Regions from separate parts of the Homo sapiens genome. Here region 1 is linked to region 2. A link is an interaction called in ENCODE POLR2A ChIA-PET data of the cell type or tissue named here. Cell type or tissue: OCI-LY7. All regions are shown on one strand. Region 1 has its middle 140 kb from the start of LINC01907. Region 2 overlaps SP100 (SP100 nuclear antigen).

Region 1 (4,000 bases), 88 kb after region 2:
ACTTGGATACCTACATCTAATAAATCTTGAAGAAAAAGAAATCCAGGCCCTCTAATCCACACCAAGCAATTACTGGTGGATTTTAGATAAAAATGTAAAAAGATAAAACAATAGCATTTTGAGAAGATAACCTAAAATAATATCTTCATAAACTCTGGGTGGGTAGGGAAAGATTTTTTTTTTTTTTTTGAGATGGAGTCTCCTCTGTTGCCCAGGCTGGAGTGCAGTGGCACGATCTCAGCTCACTGCAGCCTCTGCCTCCCAGGTTCAAGCAATTCTCATGCCTCAGCCTGCCAAGTAGCTGGGATTACAGGTGTGCACCTCCACACCTGGCTAATTTTTGTATTTTGAGTAGGGACGGGGTTTTGTCACATTGGCCAGACTGGTCTTGAATTCTTGACCTTGGGTGATCTGCCCGCCTCGGCCTCCCAAAGTGCTGGGATTGTAGCTGTGAGCCATTGCACCTGGCCAGATTTCTTAAACAGAATGCAAAAAGCACTTAACCCTAAAGGAAATAATTTATATACTGGACTACACTAAAATTAAAAAATTTCCTTCACTCAAAGATACCATTAAGATCATGAAAATGCAAACCGAAGAGTAGACAAAGATTTTTGAAACCTATTTATCCAAACAAGGGCTCATATTCAGAGTATCTAAAGGACCCTTATACTTCAATATAAGAAATGCAGTGAATCCCAGAAGTAAAGATACTTGAATAGGAACTTCACAAAAGTAGATATTCCAAAGGTCAGTCTAAACACATGAAAGTGCTCTCTCATTAGCAGTTAGGGAAATGCAAATTCAAATCACAGTGAAATATCACTACACACCTAAATTGGCTAAAAAAAAAATTGCCAATACCAAATGTTGGCAAGGATATGAAAAAATTGGAACTTCTATAAACTGATAGTGGTAGTGTCAGTTGGTGCAATCACACTGGAAAACTGGCATAATCTTTTAAAGTTGGACATGCATATACTCTATAATTCAGCAATTTCACTCAGGCATACATAGTCAACAGGAATGCAGGCATGTTTGCAAATATTCATAATAATACTATTCATAATACCTCAGTACTGAAATTAATCCAAAGGTCTATCAACAGTAGAATGGGTAAAAACACTGTGGTACATTTTAATATATAAGTGGAATTTATAAAAAGTAATCTTCTATGTCTGACTTCTTTCACTTGAACTTAACATTTGTGAGATTCATCCACATCGTGGCAGGCTTCTATTGTTGGGAATCAGGATCGTGTTTTTGTCTTTGGAAAGGAGGAGGAGTCTGGTGGTTGGGAGGGGTCACAGAGTGGTTTCTGGGGTGATCGGTTTCTATCTTGATTTCTGTAGTGGTAGCATGGGTATGTTCATTGTGTGACAATTATTCTGTAGGCTTATGGTTTGTACGCTTTTTAGTATGTTATACTTCAATAAAAAATGTGTTTTTTACAAGGCAAAACAAATTTAAAAATTATTATTAAAATTATTATATAATGACATGTATCAAAACCATTGTATCTGTCTGAAAGTGATTCATCTAAAACATTTCTTTCTGTAAATTCTAGATAGTAATTTCAGCTGTCTTTTGAGACCTTTTCAAGGTTGTGACTAAATGACAATAGAAATCATTCTGTTAACATGAGTTTAAAGTTGTTTATTGTTTATCATTATTTTCCCCAAACACCTAGTGCTATGGTTTGACTGTGTCCACCAAAGTTCACGTGTTGGAAACTTAATCCCAATGCAACAGTGTTGAGAACTGGGACCTTTAAGAAGTAATTAGGTCACGAGGCTCTGTTTTTAATGAATGGATTAATTCCGTTATCCTGGGAGTAGGTTAGTTATCTTGAGAATGAGTTCCTGATAATAGCACAGTTTCTGCTCACTTCCCCTTTCTCTTTCACATTCTCTTCCCCTTCCGCCTTCCACCACAGAATGACATAGCAAGAAGACCCTCACCAGATGCCAGCACCTTGATATTGGACTTCCTGGCCTCCAGAATTAAGAAATAAATTTCTTTTCGTTACAAATTACCTAGTCTCGGGTATTCTTTTATAGCAGCAGGGGAAAAAAAAAAAAAAAAAAAAAACTAAGATACCCAGATAATATGAATTGCAATCAGAGTAAACTTAATCGGGAAACAGTAGTTCTAATTTCAAGCCCTGTTTGTGGCCATTTGGCATCTTCCTTGCCTGGACCACTTCTTGGTGCTGAGCTAGAGGTTTCCTATTACTCTATTAGTCACTTGCAGAGTAAGCCCTACTGAACTCCAAACAGAAATAAAACCCCTTGGAGGTTTTAGTGGTGCCCAGTGAGCCAACAGAAAAGGAAATCACGTAACAAGACTAGGGGCACCCGGGGAGCTCCAGGAACTCAGGAGTAGGACCAGGCCCACCTGACACCGCCCTGGTGTGACTCTCAGACGCATCTCACCAGCAGAGGTTAATGTGGCAGCAGCACTGTTGCCAGAGACAGAGAAAATTTTACCTACCACAGGCAGTTCTGCTTTGTCAACCTGCTTGCCATGTTCCTACACCTCACTACCATTCTGCTACTTACCCTTCCTGCTTGTCTACACATCTCTTCTGACTCTTATTCTTTTTCTTACCATGGATCATCTTGGAAGATAACTGTTAAAATGTTAAAAATGGCAGAGCCTCCAGCATCCTAGGTGTCTGAATGACTATGGGGGTCACAGTCCCCTAGCCTCTCTCCCAAAGCCCCCACAACTCCACTCATGACCTGGAACACTGTAGATTGTCCACAAAGCAAGAATTAATTTCTATTTAGTTTAGCAATTACAAAAGTTCAGGGTCTATTTAATATAACATAGCGTACCCTAACTAACAAAAAAGATTAATCTGGACTCTTCAGAACTTTTTGTTTTACTTGTGAATGATTTCACAATCAGATTTAATGTTTCATAGAAATTTTTTTATGTTCATTTGTGTACCAAGAATTCTGATTTGGACATACTTCTTTTCCTAACATGTATTTTCAGAGATTTCTCCCCAGCAACCAGTTAACTATAAAGCAATGAGAGGAAAACAGAAACAAAATCACGGGATGATCATTTCTCTCTGTGTATCTCTACCTTTCTAAGGAAAATGACAGCTATAAAAATGAATTCTAGCAATCAAAGGTGGTAATTCCAGCTCTTCCTTTAATTCCCTATTTGGCATTGTAAAAAGACAAGGGAAAAGTCACCTTAAGCATCTGTGGGCTTTCGTTTTGTCATGTATAAAACAGGGCAATCAGTAATTCATTCTGCTTACATTTCATGATTGTTGTAAAGTTAAAATCAGAGTTTTTTGCAAAACCTTTTGATAAACCACCACGTGTTCAATGACAAATAAAAAGTAAAATGAGAAAATATAAAGTAAAAATCTGCGCTGTTATTTATGAGACTGGATTAATAGATACAAAGTCAGTTGCAAAGTTAACAGGAAACAATATTTCTCCTAAGAACTTGCTGCAGATAAGCCAGGTGCTGTGGCTCATGCCTGTAATCCCAGCACTTTGGGAGGCTGAGGCAGGCAGATCACGAGGTCAGGAGTTCAAGACCAGCCTGGCCAACATGGTGAAACCCCGTCTCTACTAAAAATACAAAAATTAGCTGGGCATGCTGGCACATGCCTGTAATCCCAGGTACTCAGGAGGCTTAGGCAGGAGAATTGCTTGGACAAGGACCCAGGAGGCAGAGGTTGCAGTGAGCCGAGATGGCACCACTGCACTCCAGCCTGGGCTACAGAGCGAGAATCCATCTCAAAAAAAAAAAAAAAGAAAAGAAAAAAAGAATTTTCTTCAGCTATATAAAGTCACAACCCCCCACTATGGGGGTTTCAGAAAAAAAAACGCTGCACAGCAAAAAAAAAAAAAAAAAAAAAAAAAAGTCATAACAATCCCCCTTTTTATTTTTGTATCAAATATGTTTACCCAGAATCCTCTTTTTTGAATGAACACTGCTTTCTTACTTGTTAAGGAAACTTGCTGTCAAA
Region 2 (4,000 bases):
CATTTATCTGATGATTAGTAATGTTGGGCATTTTTTTCATGTTTGTTGACCACTTGTATGTCTTCTTTTGAGAAGTGTCTGTTCATGTCCTTTGCCCATTTTTTAATTGGATTTTGTTTTTTGCTTGTTGATTTGTTTAAGTTCCTTGTAGATTCTGGATATCAGACCTTCGTTATATGCACAGTTTGCAAAAATTTTCTCCCATTCTGAAGGCTGTCTGTTTACTCTTTTGGTAATTTCTTTTGTTGTACAGAAGCTATTTAGTTTAACTGGGTCCCACTTGTCAGTTTTTGTTTGAGTTGCAATTGCTTTTGGAGACTTAGCCATAAATTCTTTGCCAAAGCCTATGTCAGGAAGGGTATTTCCTAGGTTTATTCTAGGATTTTTATAGTTTTAGGTCTTACATTTAAATCTTTAATCCATCTTGAGTTAATTTTTGTATAGGATGAGAAGTATGGGTCCAGTTTCGTTTTTCTTCGTATGTCTAGCCAGTTATTCCAGCATCATTTATTGAATAGACAGTCCATTTCCCATTGCTTATTTTTGTTGATTTTGTTGAAGATCAGATGGTTGTAAGTGAGCAGGTTTGTTTCTGAGTTCTCTGTTCTGTTCCACTGGTCTATGTGTCTGTTTTTGTACCAGTACCATGCCATTTTGATTACTGTAGCCTTATAGTATAGTTAGAAGTTGGGCAACGCGATGCCTCTAGCTTTGTTCTTTTTGTTTACAATTGCTTTGGCTATTCAGGCTCTTTTATGGTTCCAACTGAGTTTTAGAATAGATTTTTCTAATTCTGTGAAAAATGACGCTTTTATTTTAATAAGGATGGTGTTGAATCTATAAATTGATTTAAACAGTATAGTCATTCAAACTGTATTGATTCTTCCAATCCATGAGCATGGAATAATTTTCTATTTATTTGTGCTATCTCTGATTTCTTTCAGCAGTGTTTTGTACTTCTTCTTGTAGATATCTTTCACCTCCTTGGCTGGATGAATTCCTAGGGATCTCATTTTCTTTATGGCTATTGTAAATGGGACTGTGTTCTTCATTTGATTCTCAGCTAGAACGTTTTTAGTGTATAAAGATGCTACTGATTTTTATGCATCGATTTTGTATTCTGAAACTTTACTAAATTTGTCAGTTCCAGGAGCATTTTTTTCTACTCCTTTCATAAGATAAAACCTGAATGCCTTTTAAAGTAGCCATTTATTTTTTTCAAAATGCTCATGTTGCTTTATTCTGTCTTCATCTTGCTTTTCATTCTGATTTGAAAATAGATGTTCTTGTGAACATTGGTGTCTATCTTTCCAGAATTTTACTATGCATGTATTAACACGTTTTGGAATATAGTTTTATTTAAATGAGTAACTCTGTACACACTTGTCCTTTCTTGCTTTTTAAACTAATATACCTGGACAATAAAAACGTTTTAAATTGAAATATAAAAAGTCTTATTTCAGAGCTGCTTTAATGTGCATTGTTTTCATTTTTAGTGTCGTCAGGAATTTTTCATTTATTATCGGTCATTTCTTTTTCTTCTTCATAAAACTCTTTGTCAGAGAATGCTCTGTGTTTCTTTGTTTTGTTTTGTTGTGTTTTTGTTTATTTTTGACGGAGTCTTGCACTGTTGCTCAGGCTGGAGCACAGTGGTGTGATCTCGGCTTACTGCAAGCTCTGCCTCCCAGGTTCACACCATTCTCCTGCCTCAGCCTCCCGAGTAGCTAGGATTACAGGTACCTGCCACCACACCCGGCTAATTTTTTGTACTTTTAGTAGAGTCGGTGTTTCACTGTGTTAGCCAGGATGGTCTCGATCTCCTGACCTTGTGATCTGCCTGCCTCGGCCTCCCAAAGTGCTGGGATTACAGGCATGAGCTACCACGCCCGGCCCTCTCAGTGTTTTAAGTCATGGTGTTTTTCTTATTATTCTGAATGAATATAGAACTCTTAAATATTATATATATTAAATCTTGGTCATATACGTTGCTAGTATTTTGTCCATTTGTTGTTTTTCTTTTAGATTTGTTAAGGGAATCTTTTGTCCTAGAGAAGTTTTAAATTTTTATGTAGTCAAATTTGTCAGCCTTTTTCTGACTGGTTCTTGGGTTCCATATCATATTTACAACAGCTATTTCTTCCTCAATATTTTAAAAATATTGTTTTATATTTGATTCTAGAAGTTTGATATAACTGATCATTTTTAATGTTTACATATGTAATCTACAGGGGGTTTGCCTTTCTGTGTAAGTGAGGTGGGAATTTTAAAAATATTCTCCACACTATGGCATGGTGACATGGTGATTTGAATCACCACTTTGATTACACACTGCCTTTACCTGTCTATATTCTATGTTCTTCTTTTGTAATTGAAGGCACTACAGAAAAGAAAGAAGAGCTCAGAGGTAGAACCATCCTGATGCTTCATTGGGGTGAATTTTAGAATGAGCTCAAGAAGATCTCTCCCAACTCCTTCCCAAGTCCATTGAAAGCTCTGATCAGAAATGCATTGAACTGGCTAGGCATCATGGCTTATGCCTATAATCCCAGTTTCTCAGGAGGCTGAGGCAGGAGTATTGCTTGAACCCGGGAGGCAGAGGTTGCAGTGAGCTGAGACTGCACCACTGCACCCCAGCCTGGGTGACAGAACAAGACCCTGTCTCAAAACAAAACAAACAAAAAAAAAAGCATTGAATTTGAAGGTTAATTTGGGAAGAACAGAGACTTTTACTCTTTTATTCATGTCTTATGTAATGTTCTTCCACTAAAAATTTTTTTGTACAATTCTGGCATTTTAAAAAAGTTTTATACATTGTATAAATTTATGTGTTGCTATGAATATCTTTTTTTCTATTACATAATAACTGGAGGGAATTTAAATGAGACAAGACTCTCAAAATCTTTATTTAAAAGGAAATCTGTAGTCAATTTATTACCTACTTGCATATGAGAGAATCAGAATGCCACTTAGTTAATATAAAATTTTACAAGCATTTATAAGTTTAGGGATCCAGATGTCACTTAAAATATTATGGCCAGGCCCAAAAATTATCAAATAAAACCATCGATCAGAATTACAGGTTTCTTTGGAAACTGGTTTCATGAGAAGTGGCAGTAATTTTCTATTTTGTGGGATTATTACAAGACCTCTTCAAATAGCTCTCCTAAGGACAAGTTTATGTTAACATAGAACAGAACAAATCAGTAACGGTTATGAAAAGACACACTTCCATATTTTGCAAGAGAGTAAGACTGATCTTCTTTTGAAATTTCTCAATTTAACACTTTGTCAAATCAGATTCTTTATGTTAGTCTTGTGGTGCAGAATGTCCTCTCTCCTTCCACAACTATGGGTCGAGGGGCCTTTCCTTTCATCTCCTTCAGCAATTTCTTTTGTTAGTTATGAAGACTTACATTTTTAAAATCTGGTCAGTGGAATTCATTAGTTAGCCTTACAAGAAATGTAAGCCCGTGGAGCTCAATGTTACTGGGAAAAATAGAGGTGCCTGAAATGAATTTCACCTAAAAACAGTGAAATAGGATGCATAAAGATTTTTTTTTTCTTTTGAGATGGAGTCCAGCTCTGTCACCCAGGCCAGAGTGCAGTGGTGCAATCTCGGCTCACTGCAACTTCTGCCTCCCGGATTCAAGCAATTCTCCTGTCTCAGCCTCCTGAGTAGCTAGGACTACATGTGCCCACCACCATGCCTGGCTAATTTTTGTATTTTTAGTAGAGATGAGGTTTCACCATATTGGTTAGGCAGGTTTTGAACTCCTGACCTCAGGTGATCCACCCGCCTTGGCTTCCCAAAGTGCTGGGATTACAGGCGCGAGCCACCGTGCCCGGCCTAGGATGCATATAGATTTTTCAACTACAGCTCTCCCACATTCTCCATTCTGAATGAGCTCCAGATCCCATATCATTTTATTTTCAGATTTCCTTTCTGTCTTGTCTTCACCTAAATACATAACGTGAAGTTAGTTCAGTATTTAGGTGAAGA

What was found. Peaks named below come from ENCODE experiments on the same cell type or tissue, not always from the same donor. Only the 100,000 strongest peaks of a DNase experiment are listed, where the experiment ranks them.
Region 1: POLR2A ChIA-PET joins it to region 2 with 9 read pairs; 3 of 35 experiments call an interaction of 5 or more read pairs at or near these places.

Annotation. Positions count from the first base shown.
Region 1 is chr2:230,563,125-230,567,124 of GRCh38, forward strand. No RefSeq gene overlaps it. Among named protein-coding and RNA genes, the nearest start is that of LINC01907, 140 kb to the right of the region's middle. RefSeq lists an enhancer at 2,421-2,480. In OCI-LY7, no CTCF peak of the experiment used is centred here; a DNase peak (open chromatin) is centred at 1,897; H3K4me3 peaks cover 595 bases; H3K27ac peaks cover 734 bases.
Region 2 is chr2:230,475,273-230,479,272 of GRCh38, forward strand. All of the region lies in intron 17 of SP100 (SP100 nuclear antigen), which reads left to right. The region is part of intron 3 of LOC101928816 (a long non-coding RNA gene); the gene reads right to left. Among named protein-coding and RNA genes, the nearest start is that of SP100, 61 kb to the left of the region's middle. In OCI-LY7, no CTCF peak of the experiment used is centred here; no DNase peak of the experiment used is centred here.